Regions from separate parts of the Homo sapiens genome. Here all the other regions are linked to region 3. Evidence: chromatin loops called from intact Hi-C (ENCODE). Cell type or tissue: heart left ventricle. All regions are shown on one strand.

Evidence for each region. Peaks named below come from ENCODE experiments on the same cell type or tissue, not always from the same donor. Only the 100,000 strongest peaks of a DNase experiment are listed, where the experiment ranks them.
Region 1: it touches region 3 in a loop (2.4-fold over the local background); 40 of 110 quality-filtered maps call a loop at or near these places.
Region 2: a loop joins it to region 3, with 6 times the contacts of the local background. A loop is called at or near these places in 47 of 110 quality-filtered maps.

The regions. Positions count from the first base shown.
Region 1 is chr3:43,271,574-43,279,573 of GRCh38, reverse strand. No RefSeq gene overlaps it. Among named protein-coding and RNA genes, the nearest start is that of SNRK, 11 kb to the left of the region's middle. In heart left ventricle, no CTCF peak of the experiment used is centred here; no DNase peak of the experiment used is centred here.
Region 2 is chr3:43,374,052-43,382,051 of GRCh38, reverse strand. The region is part of intron 12 of ANO10 (anoctamin 10); the gene reads left to right. Among named protein-coding and RNA genes, the nearest start is that of SNRK-AS1, 26 kb to the right of the region's middle. RefSeq lists a silencer at 3,581-3,875. In heart left ventricle, a CTCF peak has its summit at 3,711; no DNase peak of the experiment used is centred here; H3K27ac peaks cover 1,040 bases.
Region 3 is chr3:43,157,676-43,165,675 of GRCh38, reverse strand. No RefSeq gene overlaps it. Among named protein-coding and RNA genes, the nearest start is that of POMGNT2, 56 kb to the right of the region's middle. In heart left ventricle, a CTCF peak has its summit at 3,406; a DNase peak (open chromatin) is centred at 2,798; H3K4me3 peaks cover 713 bases; H3K27ac peaks cover 645 bases.

The DNA.
Region 1 (8,000 bases), 110 kb before region 3:
TGTGGCTTACGCTGTAATCCATGCAACTTGGAAGGCTGAGGTGGGAGAATTACTTGAGGCCAGGAGGTTGAGATCAGCTTGGGCAACATAGTGAAATCCCATCTCTACAAAAATTAAAATGTTTAAAAATTTTCAAAAAAGAAATCATTGCTTTTGAAAACTGTGATAGGCAGAATTCTAAGAATGAACCTCAATGACCCTTGCCCTTGTATAATCCCTACCCCTCTGAGTCTGGGTGAAACCTGTATATATGATGAGATGTCACTCCTGTGATATGTAATACTGGCACACCTCACAGATATTGCAGGTTCAGTTCCAGACCACCTCATTAAAGTGAGTCACACAGCTTTTTTTGTTTCCCAGTGCATATGAAGTTATGTTTACACTCTACTGTAGTCTATTAAGTGTATATCTTTAAAAATGTACACACCTTAATTTAAAAACACTTTATGCTAAAAACTGCTAACAATCATCTGAGCCTTCAGTGAGTTATAATCTTTTTGCTGATGGAGGGTCTTGCCTCGATGTTGATGGCTGCTTACTGATCAGGTTGGTGGTTGCTGAAGGTTGGGGTGGCTGTGGCTATTTCTTAAAATAAGACAACAATGAAGTTTGTCTCTTCAGTTGACTCGTGCTTTCACGAAAGAATTCTCTGCAGCAGGTGATGACGTTTGAGTGTGTGATACCCACAGTCGGACTTCTTTCAAAATTGGAATCAATTCTCTCAGACTCTGCTGCTGCTTTATTAACTAAGTTTATGTTGTATTCTAATCCTTTGTTGTCATTTCAACAATATTAACAGCATCTTCATCAGGGTAGGTTCCATTTTAAGAAACCACTTCTTTGCTCATCCATAAGAAGCAACTCCTCATCCATTCAAGTTTTATCTTGATATTATAGCAATTCAGTCACTTCTTCAGGCTCTACTTCTGATTCTAATTCTCTGGCTGTGTCCACCATATTTGAAGAGACTTCCTCCACTGAAGTCTCTAACCCCTCAAAGTCATCCATGAGGGTTGGAATCGACTTCTCACAAACTCCTGTTAATGTCTATATTTTGACCTCCTCCCATGAATCGTGAATATTCTTCTTGTTTTGTTTTGTTTTGTTTTGTTTTGTTTTGGTACAGGGTCTTGCTCTGGTTACCCAGGCTGGAGTGCATTGGTGCAAACAAGGCTCACTGTAGCCTTGATCTCTTAGGCTCAAGTGATCCTCTTGCCTTAGCCTCTCGAGTAGTTGGGACCACAGGCTCGTGCCACCACATCTTGCAATTTTAAAAAAATTTTTGTAGAGATGGGGTCTTGCCCTGTTGCCCAGGCTGGTCTCAAACTCCTGGGCTCATGTGATCCTCCCTCCTTGGCCTCCAAAATGCTGGGATTACAGGCATGAGCCACTGTGCTTGACCATATGAATGTTCTTAATGATATCTAAAATAGTGAATCCTTTCTAGAAGGTTTTCAATTTCCACCAGAGAAATCACTATCTATGGCAGCTATAGCCTTACAAAATATTCTTTTTCTTTCTTTCTTTCTTTCTTTCTTTCTTTCTTTCTTTCTTTCTTTCTTTCCTTCCTTCCTTCCTTCCTTCCTTCCTTCCTTCCTTCTCCTCCTCCTCCTCCTCCTTCTTCTTCTTTTTTGAGGGGAGACAGAGTCTTGCTCTGTCAACCAGGCTGGAGTGCAGTGGCATGATCATGGCTCACTGCAGCCTTGGCCTCCCAGACTTAAGAGATCCTCCTGCCTCAGCCTCCTGAATAACTGGGACCACAGGCATGTGCCACCATGCCCCGCTAATTTTTATTTTTCATGCTGATGAGGTCTCCCTATATTGCCCAGGCTCCATAATATACTTCTTAAACAATAAGACTTGAAAGTAAAAATTACTCCTTGATCCATGGGTTGCACAATGGATGATGTCTATGGCAATTTCTTCCAATGAAAGGCTGTCTCTTCTATATTGCAAATCTGTTGTTAAAGTAACCAGCTTCATCAATAATCTTTGCCAAATCTTCTAACTTGCTGTAGCTTCTCCATCAGCACTTGTACTGTTATGGAGATGGCTTAAAAAAAAAAAACCTCATGAACCAACTTCTGGTAGCTTCAAACTTCCTTCTGCAGCTTCCTCACCTGTCTCGGCCTTCATAGAATTGAAGAGAGTTAGGACCTTGCTCTGAATTAGGCTTTGACTTAAGGGAATATTGTGGCTGGTTTGATCTTCTATCCAGACCACTAAAACTTTGACCATATCAGCAATAAAGCTGTTTCAGTTTCTTATCATGCATGCATTCACTGGAGTAGCACTTTTAATTTCCTTCAATAACTTTTCCTTTGCAGTCACAACTTGGCTAACTGTTAGGTGCAAGAAGCCTAGCTTTCAGCCTGTCTCAGCTTGATATGCCTTCCTCACTAAGCTTAATCATTTCTAGCTTTTGATTTAAAGTGAGAGATTGCCGCTCTTCCTTTCACTTGAACACTTAGGAGACCACTGTAGGGTTATTAATTGGCCTAATTTCAGTATCGTTCTTTCTCAGGGAATAGGGAAGCCTGAGGAAAGGGAGAGAGATGGGGGAATGGTTAGTTGGTAGAGCAGTCAGAAGACACACATTTATTAAGTTTGCTGTCTACTACAGGCACTGTGTGTGGTGCCCCCAAACAATTACAATAGTAACATCAAGATCACTGACCATAGATCACCATAAAAGATAAAGTAATAATGGCAAAGTTTGAAACATCATGAGAATTACGAAAATGTGACACAGAGACACAAGGTGAGCACGTGCTATTGGAAAAATGGTGCCAATAGAGTTGGTAGATGCAGGGTTGCCACAAACCTTCAACTTATGAAAAACCTATTATGGGTTGCCACAAACCTTCAATTTGTAAGAAACCTATTGTCTGTGAAGTGCAATCAAGTGAAACACAATAAAATGAGGTACGCCTGTATTTTATATGAAAAGGGAGATTATCTGATGGGCCTAATATAATCATGTGAGCTCCTTAGAATCAGAGAATTTCTCCTGCTAGTGGGAAGAAGGGGGAAGTCAGAGATTCAAAGCATGAGAAGAATTAAAAATGTTCCATGGCTGGCTTTGAAGATGGAGGGCCATATACAAAGGACCAGAGTGCAGCTTCTAGAAGCTAAGTGATTCCCAGCCAACAGCCAGGAAACAGGACATCAGTCCTATAGCTGCAAGAAATTGAATTCTTCCAACAACCTGAATGAAGCAATTTCTTTCTCAGAACATCCAGATAAGAGACCAGTCTGGCCAACACTTTGAATTCAGTCTTGTGAAGCACTAGGCAGAGGACCCAGTAGAGTCTACCTGGAATTTTGGCCTACAGAAAATGAGGTAATGAGTGTGTGTTATTGAAGCTGCTGTTTGTGGTAATTTGTTATGCAGCAATAGAAAACTAATATGACAACTTTGTCCAGTTTGACTCTGCCATAGCTAGAAGTCCTACCTCCTGGCAGAGTTAATTTTGAAAAATAAAATCAAGATTTCTGGCTTCTCTTGAAAAATTGGAAGATCTTGCAACTTGAGATTTGAATTTCTAACATCTGCTAGAGCTGAGCAGCACTCTCCCTGTGCTCCTTGTTTACCAGGGTCTAGGGCCTCCAGTTCACCGCTTTTGTCCTTCACTGCAGGCCTACATCTCCAATTATAGGCCTGGCTGATATGGTTTGGATTTGTGTCCCTACCCAAACCCAAATTTCATGTCGAATTGTAATCCCCAAAGTTGGAGGTGGGGCCTGGTAGGAGGTGATTGGATCACGGGGGCGGTTTCTAATGGTTCAGCACATCCCCATAGTCCTGTTCTCCTGACAGAGTTCACACGAGATCTGGCAGTTTAAAAGTGTGTAGCACCTCCCCCGTCTCTCTTCCTCCTGCTCCGGCCATGTAAGACATGCCTGCTTCCCCTGGGCCTTCCACCATGATTGAAAGTTTCCTGAGGCCTCCTCAGAAGCCATCATGCTTCCTGTACAGCCTGCAGAACCATGAGCCAATGAAACCTGTTTTCTTTATAAATTTCCCAGTCTCAAGTATTTCTTGTAGCAGTGTGAGAATGAACTAATGCACTGGCTTTGGAACATCTGAATCCGTAACACCTGATCAGCACAACCTAACTGGTAGTAAGTGCTCAGTATTAGTTGAATGAGTGAACAGGCAACACGTGGGAGATTTTTACACATGAGCACATAAATGGACATTTGGGATGACCAAGGCTGATGGCAATGTATTCTTTAGTGTACTTAGGGAAGGGTGAAGGACACTGGCCACAAAGCCTGTCCACCTGAAGATTTCCTGGAAGTCCCATCAAGAACTTTCACTTGCATCTCATCTCATTGGCCAAAAGAGTGTCAGATGACCAGCCCTACTTCCAAAGAAGATGGGGAAATATAGTTTTCAGCTCAATCACATGCCACCCCAGCTCCAACAAGGAAATCAGCGTTCTGATAGAAAGGAGAAAAGAGGAGGGTGATACTGGGTTAATGGACTATCAGTCTCTACACTCAGATCATGAAAAAAGAGCAAAACCAGCACCCAAGAAGCCTTCTGTGCTTCCTCCTCATGAGTATCCCAACCAGGGTAACCACTACCTGATTTCTTACAACACAGATTAGTGCTGCCTCTTCTTCAACTTCATATACATGGGATCATACAAGTGGGTTCTTCTGTGGCTGACTTTTTTTACTTGCAGTAGGAATATTAAAGGAAAAAAAAAACAGTATCAGAGCAGCTCAAATTTTCTAATAAGAAATTTATGAATTAGCTTTGAAGAAACCAAGACTATCAGTGATGAAATTATCCACCTCCATTCCTTGAGTTTGTTATCATTAATTACCCATTTGTCCTTGAGACAGGGAAGGTCAAGAGAAATGACAGGAAAGAATAGTGACAAGGTTTCTTTCTCATGGAAAGTATTCAAGACACTTTAAAAATTGGAGCCATATGACCCCTAAATGGATGGACACAAAGTAGATGGCCCTAGTGCTGGCTAGAGTAGAGTCCTAGGGTCCCCACCAGGCCAGGCCTTCACCCTTAGCTGTTGGATTGAGAGGAGGTCTTGTCTGGACTTCCAAGAGGAGCGGGGATAACCAAGGACTTGGGGGCTCCAGGCAGTGGCCATTTATCAGTTGGTGCAGAATAAGCTTAGTGTTTTATCATCAGTACTGAGTGCTGCTGAACATTTGCCTTGCTCTTTACCAAAACAGTGTGAAGGCTGGACAGCCTCTGGTGAAACTGTGGCCATGAGGTATTCCACCATCACGAGGAATCACTGTAGCTCAAATGAAGTGTGTGTTTTGATGAGGGTGAGATTGATCCATCCCTTTAGAGACAGGAGGAAACGGGACACTGGACAGTGCAGACCCAGCCATTGGACTTGGCATCCAATAACTGAACAGAGCTGAGCTGAAGCACTGGGGCCTGGAGGTCAAAACAGCTGATGCTTACTTCCTTAGGTGGTCTTGAAAATAAAGCTTTACTAATTTCCAGATCACAATTCTCTTTAACTTTTCTACTCTGCTTCAAAATTAGGAAGTGTTACACATGTAACATTGACAATAACAAAACCAGGGTAAGGCAAGTAGATTCTGGGACCAAGACCAGAATCTGGTCTTGGTCCCAGAATCTACTTGCCTTACCCTGGTTTTATTATTAGGGCTCCCAGAAACAGTAGCCCTATATTCACTCTCAAACCCCACTCCCTTGCCTGGACTGTAGAGACCAGCAAAACTAATTGCTCATTTTCCTATGCTTTTTTGTAAATAGAGGTGGCCATAGAATCTGGTTCTAGCCAATAGATCCAGATGGAATTCAACTGTGGGGCAAGGGAAAGGGTTTGTGGAAAGCTTTTGTTTTTCTCATACAAAGGGACAGCTGCAGCTGGTTCTGGCCTTCCCCTGTCCTCCTGCCCTGATGGTGGGCATGATGCCTGGAATAGGAGCTGCCATGTTGAAGCCATGAAGGAGTGGCTGGGAGAAGCACAGCCACACTGGCTCTGGACATCAAGAGCGGCTGAACTAATGCTAACAGCTGCCTGCTTCAGACGTTTTGTTCTGTGAATAAATAGAGAACTCTGTTCATTATGCTTCCTTATAGCTGAAAGCATTCCTAATGGATACAACTAATATAAACCATTACTTGTCATGGATAGGCAAAAGGGTGGGGGTAGGGAGTACAGCAAGGGTTTTCCAAGTCTAATTAATGCCTCAGAAAGAAACTGTGGATGCTTTTAGTTCCTGAAAGCACGGGAGGTATCAGAGACTATTGGGATCAGATCAAAACAGCACAGGAGCCAAGTTGAAGGGCCTTCCACTGGCCAAGGAGGGGATAATCTGAGCATTAAAAAAACCTACAATGAATTAAAATTTGTTGAAAATGGATACATAAAGGGAAAGGTCAAGCAATTCTCCTGCCTTTCCTGTATGAACTGTATTTCAGAGTAACCAAAGAGATGATAAGTTCTTTAAGGAAGCATCCCAGCTAATAAAGACAGAAGGAATGATAGAACTAGAAAATCACCACTTCACAGCATGTAATGAAATAATGAATCTAGTCAATGACCATCAATAACCATTAGGTAAAAGGATGACAGAGAACTGTTAATAATGGATGGATCAGGCTAAGAACACTTGAACACATTGCTCAATTTTTACATCTCTAAAAATGGAACAATCGGATATGTCCCTTAGGATGTGATACATCAGAAGGTACACACCATCTCCTATTAAGTTTTCTAGCCAAAAAACTGTTTTAAGAAGAATTGAATCCAGTTTACCAGAAATGGATGATCAAGCTAAATGACTTCAAGAAGAAACAATCAGATAAATTTAGCATGTGAGATATTCTACAGGAAAAATGACTCCTTTCTCTCCCTCCTCATGTGAATGGCATAAAAAGGGGGAAGGTGGAAGGGGAAAGACTTGTAAAGTAAAAGAGACTTAAGAGTCTTTTCAGTAAAATACATTGTTTATTGGGTACACATGGACACAAAGATAGGAACAATGAACACTGAGGATTCCTAAAGGGGGATGGAGGGAGGGGAGCCAGGATTGAAAAAAACTACCTATTGGGTACTATGTTCACTACTTGGGAGATGGGATCATTAGAAGCCCAAACCTCAGCATCATGCAATATACCCATGTAACAAACCTGCACATGTACCCCCTCAATCTTAAGTTAAAAAAGAAGACAGGTGCAGTGGCTCAAGCCTGTAATCCCAGCATTTTGGGAGTCCAAGCAGGCAAATTGCTTGTTCTCAGGAGTTCAAGATCAGCCTGTACAACATGGCAAAACCCTGACTCTACAAAAAAAATACATAAATTAGTCCTGATGTGGTGGCTCACACCTGTAATCTCAGCACTTTGGGAGGCCAAGGTGGGCGGATCATTTGAGGTCAGGAGTTTGAGACCAGCCTGGCCAATATGGTGAAACCTCGTCTCTACTAAAAATACAAAAAAAAATAACCCGACGTGGTGTTGTGCACCTTTAGTCCTAGCTACTCTGGGTGCTGAGGCAGGAGAATTGCTTGAACCCGGGAGACAGAGGTTGCAGTGAGCTGAGATCAGACTATCGCATTCTGGCCTGGGCGACAGAGCAAGACTATGTCAAAAAAAAAAAAAAAATTAGCCAGGCATGGTGATGTGTGCCTGTAGGCTCAGCTACTGGGAGGATCAATTGAGCACGGGAGGTTGAGGCTGCAGTGAGCCGTAATTGTGCCTCTGCACTCCAGCCTGGGTGACAGAGTGAGACCCTATCTCAAAAAATGAGAGAATAGGCTGGGTGCGGTGGCTCACCCCTGTAATCTCAGCACTTTAGGAGGCAGAGGCAGATCGCTTGAGCTCAGGAGTATGAGACCAGCCTGGGCAACATGGCAAGACCCCATCTCTACAAAGTATTAAAAAAATTAGCCAGGTGTGGGGGTGTGCACCTGTAGTCCCAGTTACTTGGGAGGCTGAGACAGGAGGATTGCTTGAACCTGGGAGGTCGAGGCTGCAGT
Region 2 (8,000 bases), 220 kb before region 3:
CCAGAGGTTTTGATAGGTCGTGTCACTATTATTCAGTTCAAATAATTTTTTAATTTCCATCTTGATTTCATTGTTGACCCAATGATCATTTGGGAGCAGGCTATTTAATTTCCATGTATTTGCAGGGTTTCAAGGGTTTCTTTTGGAGTTGATTTCCAGTTTTATTCCACTGTGGTCTGAGAGAGTACTTGCCATAATTTCGATTTTCTTATATTTGTTGAGACTTGTTTTGTGGCCCGTTGTATGGTCTATCTTGGAGAATGTTCCATGTGCTTATGAGTAGAATGTATATTCTGCAGTTGTGAGTAGAATGTTCTGTAAATATCTGTTAAGTCCATTTGTTCTAGGGTATAGTTTAAGTCTGTTGTTTCTTTGTTGACTTTCTGTCTTAATGACCTGTCTAGTGCTGTCAGTGGAGTATTGAAGTCCCCCACTATTATCGTGTTGCTGTCTATTTCATTTCTTAGGTCTAGGAGTAATTGTTTTATAAATTTGGGAGCTCTAGTGTTAGGTGCATATATATTTAAGATTGTGATATTTTCTGGTTGGACTATTTCTTTTATCATTATATCATGTCCCTGTTTGTCCTTTTTAACTGTTGTTGTTTTAAAGTTTGTTTTGTCTGATATAAGACTGGCTACTCCTGCTTGCTTTTGGTGTCCATTTTCATGGAATATCTTTTTCCACCCCTTTACCTTAAGTTTATGTGAGTTCTTATGTGTCAGGTGAGTCTCCTGAAGGCAGCAGCAGATACTTGGTTGGTGAATTCTTTTCCCTTCTGCCATTCTGTATCTTTTAAGTGAAGCATTTAGGCCATTTACATTCAACATTAGTGACATGGGTTGACCATGTCCTGGCCCAGATCTCATCTTGAATTGTAGTTTCCATAATCCCCATGTGTCATGGGAGGGCCCAGTGGGAGCTGTTTTAATCATGGGGGCGGTTACCCTCATGCTGTTCTTCTCATGGTGGCGGGTGAGTTCTCATGAGATCTGATGGTTTTATAAGGGGCTTGTACCCCTTTGCTCGGCGCTTCTCTCTCCTGCCACCATGTGAAGAAGGACGTATTTGCTTCCCCTTCCGCCATGATTGTATGTTTCCTGGGCCATGCGTAAATGTGAGTTAATTAAACCTCTTTTCTTTGTAAATTATCCAGTCTTGGGCACTTCTTCATAGCAGCGTGAGAACGGATTAATACAGTTAGTATTGAGATGTGAGGTACTATTCTATTCAACATGCTATTTGTTGCCTGAATGCCTTGTTTTTTTCATTGTGGTGGTGTTTTATAGGTCCTGTGAGATTTATACTTTAAGGAGGTTCTATTTTGGTGTATTTTGAGGATTTGTTTCAAGATTTAGAGCTCCTTTTAGCAGTTTTTATAGTGCTGGCTTGGTAGTGGCGAATTCTCTCAGCATTTGTTTGTCTGAAAAAGACTGTATCTTTCCTTCATTTATGAAGCTTAGTTTCGGTAGACACAAAATTCTTGGCCAATTGTTTTGTTTAAGGAGGCTAAAGATAGGACCCCAATCCCTTCTAGCTTGTAGGGTTTCTGATGAGAAATCTGCTGTTAATCTGATAGGTTAATCTGATAGGTTCCTTTGTAGGTTACCTGATGTATTTGCCTCCCAGCTCTTAAGATTCTTTCCTTCATCTTGACCTTAGATAGCCTGATGACTATGTCCCTAAGTGATAATCTTTTTGTGATGTATTTCCCAGGTGTTCTTTGAGCTTCTTGTATTTGGATGTTAGATTTCTAGCAATGCTGGAGAAGTTTTCCTCAATTATTCCCTCAAATATGTTTTCCAAACTTTTAGATTTCTCTTCTTCCTTGAGAACACCAATTATTCTTAGGTTTGGTTGTTTAACATAATCCCAAACTTCTCGGAGGCTTTGTTAATTTTTTTAAATTCTTTTTCTTTGTCAGATGGGGTTAATTTGAAAGCCTTGTCTTTGAGCTCTGAAATTCTGTCTTCTGTTGGTTCGATTCTGTTGCTGAGACTTCCAGTGCATTTTGCAGTTCTCTAAGTGCATCCTTAATTTCCAGAAGTTGTGATGGTTTTTTATTTATGCTATCTATTTCACTGGAGATTTTTCCATTCATATCCTGCATCATTTTGTTTTTTATTTATTTAAGTTGGACTTCGCCTTTCTCTGGTGCCTCCTTGATTGGCTTAATAGTCAACCTTCTGAATTCTTTTTCTGGCAATTCAGAGATTTGATCTTGGTTTGGATCCATTGCTGGTGAGCTAGTGTGATCTTTTGGGGGTGTTAAACAACCTTGCCTCTGCTGTATCACACAGGTCATCAGGGAAGTTGGGGAAAGCTGGCAGCCACAGCCCTCACCCAGCTCCTATGCAGCCCACAGCCCAAAAGGCCAGTCTCCCTCCCACCGTGCCCCCACAACAGCGCTGAGTTTATTTCCAGGGCTGAGAACTTTCTCTAGGCTACATGCCTCCCAGCTGAGAAAGCAAGCAGACTCACAGTTCCTGGCTGTCCCACAGAGCCTGGAGGCAGTCCATCTCCTTTAAAGGGTCTGTGGATTCTCTTGGCTTTCCTGGTATGTTCCTGCAGTAGTTCTTGGAGCAAAAGTTCACGATGTGGGCCTCCACACACTGCTCTGTTTGCCTGAGTGGAAGCTGCAAGTTAGTCCTTCCTTCTATTTGCCATTTTCAGGTTCAGGGCTCACTCCTCACTTCTTCTAAGTTCTCCAATTGCAAAAGCACATTCAATATTTTTAATAAAAAACATATGCTTTAAATATTATCCAATTAATTACTAACAGTACCCGACTAAAATATGTAACCTGGAGGAAAAAGAAAGACAGTCTGTTGGTAGTTCAGTGCTGTATGTATCCCAAGATGTGTTTTGATGGCCTTTTGTCACCAACTGGGACAGCATTGTGTCACTTGAGTTCTAGATTTGCGAAAATATTGACTGGCTGCCGTGTGTGCTCAGGATCCTGTAGCATAGCAGTGAGGAATGTTCAATGATGTTTTCATCAACCTGTATTTAGTGATCAGTATTGGTTACAGGGACTGCCACTCAGGAAGGGATATAGGTAATGGAAAATTAAAGTGAAATGAAAGGTGTTGGGAAGAAGCAGTAATTAATCCTGCTTGTTGAGGTTTCTAGGTGGGAATGAGTAAAAATTAACTTTTCTGAGGGAAAATGATGTCAAGTGAATAAAGGCTAGAATCCCTGCCTAACACTTACTGTGTTGTTCCTACACAAAAATCAAGCATAGTCAAGTCAACCATCCCTGGCTCCAGCTTTACCCAGGCTCTATAGAAGGGGTGCCTAGTGCCTGCAATTCTGATGACTCACAGCCGTCATCACCCAGGGGTAGCCCTTCTCAACTGGCCAGGAACAGGGCCCTGCTCTGGGGGGAAGGGTACATGGTAATCTCTTGTACAGTGAGGGGATATAGAGTTTTAAAAATCATAATGTTGTAATTATCAATTTTGTTTTACTCATAATAGTAATATTGAAATTTTAAATGACATTATAGAAGATATAGATATTTGCATTTATCAAAGGGCCATACAGTGTTCAGATGTGGGGAAAACTGCCCTGGGAAAGATTGTAAAGGTGATGGGAAACATTTATACTTTCTCTGCGGTCTGCAGTTGTGGCTGCATTTCATAAGGATCTGTTTTCACCTTGGTGATGGCCTTAGTGTTTCTTAAGAATGGAACCAATCCCCTCTGCCACCACCAGGGGTCCTTTGATGCCTGGGTGCCTCCTTTACCTTCCTAGGTGTGCAGAAAGTGGGTGCAGAGCTTTTCTGGGCAGAGAAGGAGCTCACCCTTTGGCAGCTGCTCCTACTCATCCCACTTTCACTTTCCTTGTGGCCACTGGCAGTGTTTTCTTAGATTAAAGGTTGTTCTCCCTTTATAGTTAAGAGTAATATTTACTAAGTTGTGTTGAAACTGATGTGGGCAGTGGACTGTCTCCTGCATTTCATTTAGTAGGCTCTTACTTCATCCTTTAACTTTCTAAACTGAGTTTCTTTCTCATGCGACAGTGAAATTGTGTCCCCTCATACTCCATGAGTCGGGACTGCAGTGGGAGGCTGGACACTGGATTACCTCTGATCACCAAGGCATCTTTTCTCAGATGGCCACCACTGTGCCACCCCAGTTCAGGGTCCTTTTAGAGACTCTTTGATTTCTAGAGTGTTTATTCCTATTCTTTGGGCTTTTAAACTTTTGTGTCATTCCTTGATCTAACCAAACTGTCAAGGCTTCAATTCCTGGATCTGTAAATGTCACCTAGCCATGGCTTTCACTGAAGGAGCCTGCGGGGGTTTCTTTGGAACAGCCACTTGTGCTTGGTGTCCACTGGCCTGGCCACGCCTCCTCTTCTGGCCTGAACCTGAGCCCTGGCTCTCTAGCTATCAACATGGAACCTCAGATCAAAGATGAGGGCTGGCTAGATGGTCATCTTGGCCTTGGATGGTCACAGACCTCTCTGGGTCTTATCTCCCAAGGGCCCCAGGTGACCTGTATGACAACATAGGGGGTTCTCTGGCTTGTGAAAGAACAATGCTGCCGCCCTCCTTGGCTCCAAGGGCTTCCAGACCAGAAAGTAGTTATTCCTGAAGGACTTGGCACCCTTCCTCCCAGGCAAGGAGGAGGGAGAGCCTTCCTGAAGAAGTGATGCTGTGGGCCCTGTGCGGGGGCTCACACCTGTAATCCCAGTGCTTTGGAAGGCCGAGGCAGGCAGATCACTTGAACCAGGAGTTCAAGACAAGCCTGGGCAACATGGTGAAACCCCATCTCTACAAAATATGCAAAAAATTAGCTGGGTGTAGTGGCACACTCCAGCCTCCCAGCTACTCAGAAGGCTGAGGTGGGAGGATCACCTGATCCCGGAAGGTCCAGGCTGCAGTGAGCTGTGATTGTGCCACTGCACTCCACTCCAGCCTAGGTGACAGAGTGAAACCCTGTCTCAAAAAAAAAGTAATTTAAATATTGTTTTAAAAAAGAAGTCATGCTATGTAAGTCTTGTCCAGGAAATGTCTCCTCCAGACCAGATGCTCTTGGTCATCTAGATGACCTGAACAATTGGGACAATGTCCTAGTAACATCACTGAATGTGTCAGTATCATGGGGCTGAGGATAATACACAAGAAGATTGTAGACCTCGCTGGCATCTGAAACAGCTCACTGCCATATTACAGCAGAACCTGGGTGGAAGATCTCCTCTTCGCATTTCTGTTTGCAAAATAACATCACACCTGTAGATCTAGTTACAGTGAAACTAGAAAGGAGCCATGCCAAAGTCATTTTAAAAAGAAACTTCATTCTTTGCCCTGTGATTTGGAGGCAAACTGATTACATGTTATTTTTACATTATTATTTGCAAAAATATGAAAATTTCCCCCTTTCTCAGAATTGGTGTCACCTTCATTGTCTTTTTGGTCCTCCCATCTGGGAACATCATTCCCATGTCTTCCTCACTTTGTTGCCCTCTTACCTATGTTGCCATAACACACATAGTTGATGGTCATTCCAGAAGTAATTGTAGCTTTCGTATATAATTATATTACTTCTTTAAGATTAGTCATAGTTTGCTTTTGATGTTAGGGACTTTGATTCTTTTTATTTATAATTATACCTCTACTTTACAAGTGTCAAAATACTGCCCCTGTCTCAGCCTCAGGCCACTGCTCTAGTCCCCTTGGTTGATGTCCCCAGGACACCCCCAGCCCACTGTTCTCCATGCTCATATCAGGATGTTTCAAAAAACCGTCCATTCAATTCAGCCTTTTAAGCAACATCTGTTACTAGCTTTTTCTCTTCATCCAGTGGAGGAGATATGGCTTATTTTAACCTTTCTTGTTCCTGAATAATTTATTAATGTTTCTGCTCCCTTTTATGTGTTTAGTAAACTGCAGTCCCTTGCGGATCGAGGTTTCTGGTTCTTGCCATGCTCTTTGTTGGAGGTGCTCTTCAGCAGCTCTCCATCACCAGCCAGTTGGTGACAAGAGGCCATCAGAACACATCTGGGGCACACACAGCAATGAACCACCAAGGGGCTCCTTCCATTCTCTTTCCTCCAGGTCACACCTTTTAATGGGGTGCAGTTGGTAATAAGTTGGATAATATTTAAAGCACATGCCTGTTTTTTACTTATTAAAAATATTGAATGTGACAAAGTTGTAAAAACAAACAAAAATGAACAAACAAAAAATATTATATGGCATTAAATTCATCCCCCAAGGAGCTTCTGTTCTAGGAAGACACCTTCTCCCCCAGGCTCCTGTGGCTTGCCATGGACAAGGGGGGAATAAACTGTCCTGTTGCTCTCTCTGACTCTGGAGTCCAGGGAGTCCTGCCTGAGGATTCTGAGGAAGTTGTGACTTCAAGGATTCACCTGCCTCTTTTAGCTAGGAGAGTAGGAGACCTGGTCTAAATCATTTGTGTTTAAAGGAAGTGTCTCCGCATCTGAGTTTCAGCTGCTCTAGCGTTTGTGATTTTGCCAACTGTCTCACTGTGGTTTCCACATTTTCTTATTCTTGTTCCCTTTGGAAGCCTTTCTTTAAAAAAAAAAATCATCAAGGACTTCTGGATATTTTTTAAAACTTGATTCTCTTTTTCTGAGACAGAGTTTCCCTCTTGTCACCCAAGCTGGAGTGCAATGGTGCATTCTCGGCTCACTGCCACCTCCACCTCTCGGGTTCAAGCGATTCTCCTACACTAGCCTCCCGAGTAGCTGGGATTACAGGCGCCCGCCACCACGCCTGTCTATTTTTTTTGTATTTTTAGTAGAGACAGGGTTTCACCATGTTGGCCAGGCTGGTCTCAAACTCCTGACCTCAGGTGATCCACCTGCCTTGGCCTCCCAAAGTGCTGGGATTACCAGCATGAGCCACTGCGCCCACCCAAAAAAATGATTCTTAAAGTTTTTTGTTGTTTGTTTTTTTTTTGAGACAGAGTTTCACTCTGTCACCCAGGCTGGAGTGTAGTGGCGCAATCTCGGCTCACTGCACCCTCCGCCTCCCGGGTTCATGTGGTTCTCCTGCCTCAGCCTCCTGAGTAGCTGGGATTACAGGTGCCTGCCGCCACGCCCAGCTAATTTTTGTATTTTTAGTAGAGACGGAGTTTCACTATGTTGGCTAGGCTGGTCTTGAACTCCTGACTTCAAGTCATGTGTCCACCTCGGCCTCCCAAAGTGCTGGGATTACAGGTGTGAGCCACCGCGCCCGGCCAGTTCTTAAAGTTTTAAGCACTCTTTAATATCTTGCTAAAATGTGTGCATACAGATCAAGATAGGGTTAACCTGGTGTATCTGGAGCCAGGCTGCCATGGTTTCAGAGATTTAGCAGAAGCAGAAAATCTGAGCCAGGTGTGACAAGACAAAATTGGATCCACACCAATAATTCAGAGATACTCGCAAGATCTCATGGATTAGAAGTGTGATCCAGTTGAATCTGAATCTCAAAGCACAGGTGACCCCAGTGGATAGTTGGGTGATATTATTATAGTACAAAAATGAAACGTCTAGATCCAACATCAGGGTAGGGGCCGGGCAGCCTGTAGGTTAGGAGCCAGCTCTGGAGCCAGACGGCCTGGGCTCAAACCTGCTATAACCTGGTGCAAGTTTCTCAACCTTTATGTGCCTCTGTTTTTTCTTTAAAATCATAATGGTATGTCTCTCATAGGGTGGTTATGAGGAGTAAATCAAATGTGCATAGTGTTTAGAACAGTGCCTGGCGTGCAATGTGATGTAAGTGTTGGGCACTATGAATTTAAATTACACACAGGTAATATAACAGACATTAAAAGTTATATCAACAAAGGAGGTTAAAAAGAGGTTTTGCTGTACAAGAGCAATTAGAAATGCAGGAAATGGGGAGTTAAGTAGCCAAGATTGGCATGAACCTGGCACAGGGAACCCTAGGAAGCATAGGACTGATGCCCAGACCCATGGACCTGAGCCCCACAGCCTGGAGGAACCATCTAGATGGGTGCGTCCACTCCATGCTGAAGCCTGGG
Region 3 (8,000 bases):
CTGGTAGCTCCAAGGCTGCCAGTTTTTGTAGTTACAGTAGAGCTAGGCAGTGATTGTTGGGAGTAGGTCAGGTCGCAAAGCCATAAACTGACCAACCTGGGCAATATAGCAAGACCTCATCTCTATAAAAACAAAATTAAATTAAAAAAATTAGTCAAGTGTGGTGGCATGGGCCTGTAGTCCCAGCTCCCTGGGAGGCTGAGGTGGGGGGATTGCTTGAGCCTAGGAGTTTGAGGTTACAGTGAGCCATGATTGCACCACTGCCCTTCAGCCTGGGTGACAGAGTGAGACCCTGTCTTTAAAAAAGTAAAACAAAGTAAAGCCATAAATTGCTACTCTTATGGAGGTTCAGTAGTTCTTCTTAAGTAAACTTGTATTGTTGCAAGCTTTTGGTTGATTTTTGGAGTTAAGAAAAAGTTAATTTTAACAATTTTTTGCCAGTGTTTTCATTGCTTTTATGAAGAAACAGATTTATGAAGGTTCTCACTCTGCCATTCTGGTCCTCTATTAATTTACATTCAGCAGTTTATCCTTTTTTGTTAGTCTAACAATACCACTGTAGACATTCTTGTACACATGTCCTTTAAGCATTTGTCTGATTACTCTTAAATAAATTTTTCATGCTGGATCAAGGAGATAATGCTTGAAATTTTTATACCCCAGCAATGTAATAACAGTGTGGTCCCTTCAATAACACGCTCAACTCCTTTCCAGAATTGGGTTTGATCATTCTTTTACGTCTTTGCTGGTCTGATATGCAAAAGAATCATTTTTTGTTTGAATTATCATGTCCTTGATTACTAGTGAGAATAAATATCTTTTCCAATATTTGCCACTATTTGCTCTTCTTTTGTTTATATTATAGCTTTTCTCTATTCCTGTCTCCTCCCATCTCCCTCATTCTCCCCCACCACATCCCCCATGAAGAGCCTGAACTCTTTGAAAGGTTCAATTCCACTATTGCCTTATAAACCAATATATCTAAGTGCCAATGAAAAACTGTCTCAGACCAACTCAGAAATGCATGATGAAGTCATAACCAAAATGTCTTGGTGTAACAGATGTTACAGCTTCAGCATCAGGGGTGTTATTGCCTTGTACAATTGCTTGTGTGATCCCATTTTCCTGGGGTAGCACAGACGGCACTCCCAGCCTAACAGGAATCGGTTTTTCTGCTTTATGATGCACTCTAGAACCGCTAATTACGTCCATCTCACCCCCAGCTATTTGTTATCTCTTTCCTTCTCCAGACTGAGAGATGGAGGAGGGAAGTCAACCTGGCTTGTCCGAGGGGTGCAGGATAGCCTGCAGGAGCCCTGCCCAGACTTTGAATGTAACTCTCCCAGTCACAGCTTTTCAGGGGCCATCTCACCTGAGTCACCATGGGGACAAAGTACAGGAGGAACTTGCCTTACCCTGCTCATGGGAGACTCCATCACAAGATCGTGTCTCCTGCAGGAACAGGGGGCCCAGGAGACTCAGGATCCCACTCTGGCTCTGCCTAGAGTGTCGCATCCTAGAGAACAGGAGGATACCCTCGGGCAGCCCTTGCCTCTTACAGAATCAACACGGTCAACAGGAAGATGAGAGGCGGGACTGGCTGGCTTGAAGTCCTGTCCAGCCCAGCCACTTATGATTGGGTTACCAATGAACACCTAGCCCCTGCGTGAATATTCAGAGGTTGGTGAAGTGCACCCTCCTCAACCCTCACCTCCTGCTACCCACACAGGACACCAGTCCTCAGTTTGGTCTGGGGAGTCAAGCTGCCTGAGCTTGAATCCCACCTCCACTTTCTACTGGCTATGTGACCTTGGGCAAGTTATTTAAGCTCTCTGCTCCTCAGTTTCCTCACCTATAAAATGGGGACAATGCTATTACCTACCTCAGACAGTTGCTGGGAGTGGTTCTAAGAGAGGTAACAGATATACAGTGCTTCCAACTGTGACTGATAGACAGTAACCACTCAAAAAATGTTAGCAATCAAAACGCTTTAGAGTTTAGCCACTGCTCCTAGCCCTGCCCTCTGCAGCCATTGTCTATCTCAACAGCAGGAAATCTGCTAGGGCTGGGGCACACTGAGCACTGTGCCAGGATGCCCACCACCTGGGGATGGGTGAGGAGATGGGCTGGTGGAACCCTGGAACCCTGCTCCTGCACTGTTTCCTGGGAGAAGAATTTGTGCCTGCTCCCAAGTGCAATATATGGAGCCCCATGACTTAGAGTCAGAAAGATATGCCTTTAAGTGCCTGCTCCTTATTGACTCTCCATGAGACCTTCATAAGGGTGAATTCCTTAAGCTCTGGGTGTCGATTTGTTCATTTTGAAAATGGAAATCAGAGTATGCACCACTTGCTGTGTTAGGGGAAAGATTAAATTGCTAATGCCTAAGACCTGATAAACACCACTGGCACCACACTAAGGATTCATCTTGGGTCGTAAAAAGTGACATTCTGCTCTTATCATAAAGAGCCCCCCGCCCCACCTCCACAACCCTATTTCGAATAAAGGACATACCAGTTTCTGCAAATTTGGTCTTATTTAAAGCCAAGCAGAGGTGGCTTTTATGTGATGTGACATAAAAATTCAGACTGAGCCCTGTTTTGCTTTCTCTTTTGGCTGCTAACTTGACCTAGCTGCCTTTCTTCCCCTCACACCACGGGAGTTCGGGTTGCCAGGTAAAATCAGCACAAGTCTAACACTTCCTGTCAGCTCAACCTGAGTTTCTTCCACTTATGCTGTCTGCAGTGGCTTCGGCATCCCGAGCCAAGGGGCCAAGGGTGATGTGTGGCTGTGCTGACACATCCCCTTCCCCTTGAGTAGCCCTGGGACCTGGGATGCGGGAGAGGGAGCAAGTGAGCCAGTGCTCAGAGAACAGCCACCTACAGACCCCTAGGCAGGAGACCCCAAAAGGCCGCACTTAGCCTCCACAAAGAACCAGGCCCTCTTCCTCAGCGGAACCATTTCCAGAACGCAAAGCATCCTCTGGGGAGGTCCAGCTGCTGTGCCTTTGCCACTTCTCAGTGCTGAGCTGGTTTGGCAGGGAATGTGGCAGGCAGCAGTTGGCAGTCACAAGGGTCAGAGGAGCATTCTGTGGCATTTATACAGAGTCACGTTTCTGACTTGACTGAAAGTAGAATCTTTAATAATATATAGGTTTTAAGTGACTGAGGGTTGCTCTTGCCAAATCCTAGCATAAAGCATATTTTTACAGCTGGGATGATAAATCCCTGAAAGACGGCACTTACCATGGAAACGCTGACACAGCCTTTCATTCCCTTCACAGTGATTAAAATCCTTATTTCAATTTGTTTTTCTTTATTTTGAGCTAGAGTCATTTGCAAGCCCAGGAATACATCTCTCTGTGAAAGAAAACGAAATGCTGCCCTCTGTCAGAAATAAAATGAAACTGTTCTTAACTCACTGCAGTGGTACAAATCTCGCCTTGAAGAATCATGAAAACCCAGGAAATCAGGCTTTCTAGCCAGAGTAGAAACTCCTGCAGAACTTACCTTGTTTCCTAGGGAAAGTAAGACAGAGACAGGAAGGCAGGCAACCAACGGTGTGTTATCAAACCAGGGGCCACTATGGGCATCTGGAGATTTAGCCTTTGAGGAATTCCGGGAGCCATTGCAGCCAGTGCACATCAGGACCATCCTGCCTACAAGGTGGGATGCTCTGGGGTGTTTGTTCGCCAGTTCCCACCAGTCACTGGTTTCAAGCTGCCGCACATCAGTGCTTATGCATTTCTGGCCTGCTGCTCATTGCGGGCTCCAATGGCCAGAGGGAGCCCTCAGGCAAAGAGATGCAGATTTGGCAGTTGGAGGCCCAGCCCTTGTGCTGGTGAGGCTTGAGTGCATATAGGGAGCCCTGATCTGTCCACTGATCCCACTCTCCATTATCCCTTTTATGCTTCTTTGGACTGTTTTATTTGCAAGTATATTTAATATGGTTTGGATGTTTGTCCCCTCCAAATCTCATGTTGAAATGTAATCCGCAGTGTTAGAGGTGGGGCCTAGTGGAAGGTGTTGGGGTCAAGGGGGCAGATCCCTGATGAATGGCTTGGTGCCCTCCCCATGGTAATGAATGAGTTCTCAATCTTAGTTCACAGGAGAGCTGGCTATTTAAAGGAGGCTGGCACCTCTTCCTCCCTCTCTTGCTCACTCTCTCGCCCTGTGACATGCTGGCTTCCCTTCCCTCCTGCCATGACTAAAAGCTTCTTGACGCCTCATCAGAAACCAAGCAGATGTGGGCTCCATGCTTCTTGTACAGTCTGCAGAACTGTGAGTCAAATAAACTTCTTTTCTTTATAAATTACCCAGTCTCAGGTATTCCTTTATAACAACACAAAATAAGCTAACACAATATTTCATTCCCTTGGGGTTCAGGGAATTCCCTCTGTTTATCCAAGTCTTATCATCCGTGCTGAACCAAAAGCTCAGTGATCCTACTAACCAAATGCCCAGGAATGTCTTTCTACCTTTCCAAATCTTGTAATTGGAAAATCCATAATTGACCTGGCCACATGTCTTAATTTGCCAGTGAGATCTCAGCAGTGTTTCTCATTTAATAGCTGATGTGGTCTCAAATTTCCCAACCTAACAAGGCTTCATTCAACTCTGCAGATCATATTAGAACTTGGCCTAATGAGACCTGAGCATTTCCCTGATTCTGCACATGGTCAGAGCTTGGCAACAGGGTTTTCCAGAGTGTTCCACAGATAATCAGTCTGGAGAGATATTCCTCAGAATGGGGATTCAGAGATGAGATAAGCCTGGTAACATCACTAGGTATAGCACCCTCTTAAAGATCATAAGGCCCACCAGGATATTAAAGGCTCTGAGAAGTCCTGCAGGGAATAAATCCAATTAGCTTTGTTTAACTCAATGTTTCCCAACTTATTTCATCACTGGACTAGTTCTTCACGAAACATCTATTATCATCCTGTAACATACCAGATATAGTACACTTAACTGGATTTGCCTTTTATTTGTTTTCCCCCCTTATTTTAGTGAATTTTAAAAATATTTTTATTATACAAGTATGACATGTTTTGTAGAAAGACTGGGCCGGAGGCAGTGGCTCACGCCTGTATTCCCAGCACTTTGAGAGGCCAAGGAGGGCAGATCATGTGGTCAGGAGTTCGAGACCAGCCTGGCCAACATAGTGAAACCCCATCTCTACTAAAAAAAAAAAAAAAAATACAAAAAATGAGCATGGTGGTGGGTGCCTGTAATCCCAGCTACTTGGGAGGCTGAAGCAGGAGAAGTGCTTGAACCCGGGAGGCAGAGTTTGCAGTGAGCTGAGATCGTGCTTTTGCACTCCAGCCCGGGCAACAGTTCGAGACTCCGTCAAAAAAAAAAAAAAAAAAAGACTGAAAAAATACAAATAAGGAAAAAAGGAAGAAAAGGCACCGTGACATAATTACTGTGAACATTTTGGGTTCCGGAAGCGCATGTGTCCATGTTTCAGCATTCCTTTGTGAGAAGCAGTTTTTACTATAACAAAAATTAATCTGTCTTCCCAGATTATATTCGGTTTTATGACCCTTGATTCTAAGTAGCAGATTTCATAAAAGAAAACACACATTCTTCTAGCCAGCAAAAGCCAAAGAACCATTCTGAATTATTTCCAAAACCCCAGGTGGAGGAAAATTCCTCTACCATATGTTGCACCTTTTATGGGAAGTGGCAGGCCAAGAAAATAAATGAATTGGTAGGAAGAGGAAAAAATGTGATTTCTCAACCATGGAAAAATATTTATTATAAAAAAGGCAATAATGAAATACACTCAAGAATTTGGAAGGTTGTCTTTGGAAGATGAGCCCAAAGGTGACTTTCTTTGCTGCTGTAAAATCAAAGCATAAAGATAAGTATTTTGTAAAGCATCCTCTCTCCCCCGACAAAACCAGTCACAGTGGGAGTTAAAGCAGAGTAGGGAACACCGTGTCTTGGTTGTGGGAGAGAGAGCCTTGCCTGGGAGGTGACACAGCCCCTGGGGTAGGGCCAGGTGCGTCTCTCCCAAGAAGCACTGGGCTTGCTGCATGACCTCCAGATGCGGCAAGCCATGTGTGGGGCCATGGGTGGCTGCAGGGGAAGCAGGAGGTACAGCTGGTCACAATGACATCAGAGCAGGCCGAGGAGGGAGCACCTTAATTACCCCTTTCACAAATGGTCCCTGAAAACCTGAGCATGTTTCTTTGCTAGGGGCTTTGCCCTGGCTATCTGTTCCTTCAGACTGGCATCATCTTTCAGGTCTGAGTTTAGAGAGGGCCTGTGAGGAACCCTAGAGCACATAGCATTGGGGCAGGGCCAATATTTGCCTGACTGCAAAACCTACAGTCTCAAGCTTTGAGCTCTCACAGGGTTTTCAGATAGTTACAGTTTAAGAAGGGAAGATTTCTGCCTTAAACTTGGCACGTATGTGCTATCTGAAGTCTTGGGGAGAATATCTGATGCATAACTCCAGATCTCCTTCTTTTCAAGATAATGGCGTGTCTGAAATGGCTGAAGACAACTCCGATTCTGTCCTTTGGGGACTGGAAGACCATTCTGGGGTTGGGGGTGGGTACAGGCTCTGTGGACACAGTCACAAGCCACAGCCCCCTTGCTGCTAGCCTGTGTCCCTTGCCCTCTTGCAGCAAGAGCCAGCCAGTCCTCCAAGCTCTGTGACAACACTGCACAAGGCATGGACCCAGAGGAAGCCCCTCCAAGCAGAGCCAGCTGCCCACCGATGATGGCCACTGAGTGCCAACCAGACGCCACACTGTCCTACTGCCAGAGGGGGAACCTAGAGAGAAACATTCACTTTCATTTTATCTCATCTTCTTGTGTCAACTCCTCAGAGCGCTATCCCTGACCCCCTATATAACACAGCATCCCGTGTCACTGTCAAACCCCTGATCCCTGTTTATTTTTCTTCTTAGCATTTATCACTCCCTCATATCATGGTGTCTCTCTCTCCCTCTCTCCTTAATGATAGGCAGGGACATGAACCATCTGTTCACCTTGATTCTCCAGCACCCAGAACACTACCTGGCACCAAAACATGCTCAATAAATATATGTTAGTTGAACGTCTGCCTGTTCTTACAGTACGATGGGTACGTATCAGAGCTTCAGGAGTCCAGGTAAGGGCTGGTTGGGTATTCAGTCAGTTTGACTCCAGTCAGAATCCTGACTTCTTCTTTAGTTATTGCAGTAGGCGTCCGCTGTCAGAGCAGCAGTGGATGACACTGAGGGACCTGGGCTCTAGCCCCCTTCTCCTCTGTGACCTCCAGCAAGTCCCTTCCTCTCTGCCCATCAGCTTCCTCACTTAGAAAAAGAAGTGAGATGGACTCTAAATATCTTAGGGTAGGTTTCTATCCCCAAGGCAAGCACTAAAAGAAAAGTGGTTGATTAGGAAAGAAAACCAGTAGGGGAGTGGGAGGGTGGGTGTGACCAGCTAGGAGGAGGCCATGCAAGGGTGCAGTGTCAGGCAAAGTGCCCTGAAGGCTTCCCCTTGGCTACATCTTGCAGGGAACCCTGGCGACAGTGCAGGTCACACCCCAGAGTATCTTGGTCAGGGTGAGGCTGGAGCATGTACCCCTGCATTGTCATCCTTGGTCAAGTGCATCCCTAGAGGGCTGTAAATTCCAGGCATTTCCAGCCCTCCATAAGCACAGGCAGAGTGAACTCCAGCAGGCTGCGGGCAGCCCTCAGATAAAGACACAAATGCTGCCTGTTGGGGTGGGAATGGTAAAGGGAACGACCGCAATATGGGTGGAGTGTTGACATGGTCTCTTATGTGAGATTTAAGAAGGTCCTTTCCCACACAGTACTCAACAGTCTTTCTAGAAATGTGAGTTTTGACAAAGGACTTACCAGGTGTGCCAGCCTGTGCAAGTTACTGAATCTCTTTAAGCCTCAACATACTCAGCTGTGAAACCAGGAATAATGACATCTCCTCTACTTGTATCCTTACTAGTTTAAAGATGCCCCTGATTCGCTACAGAGGGTTGCACAA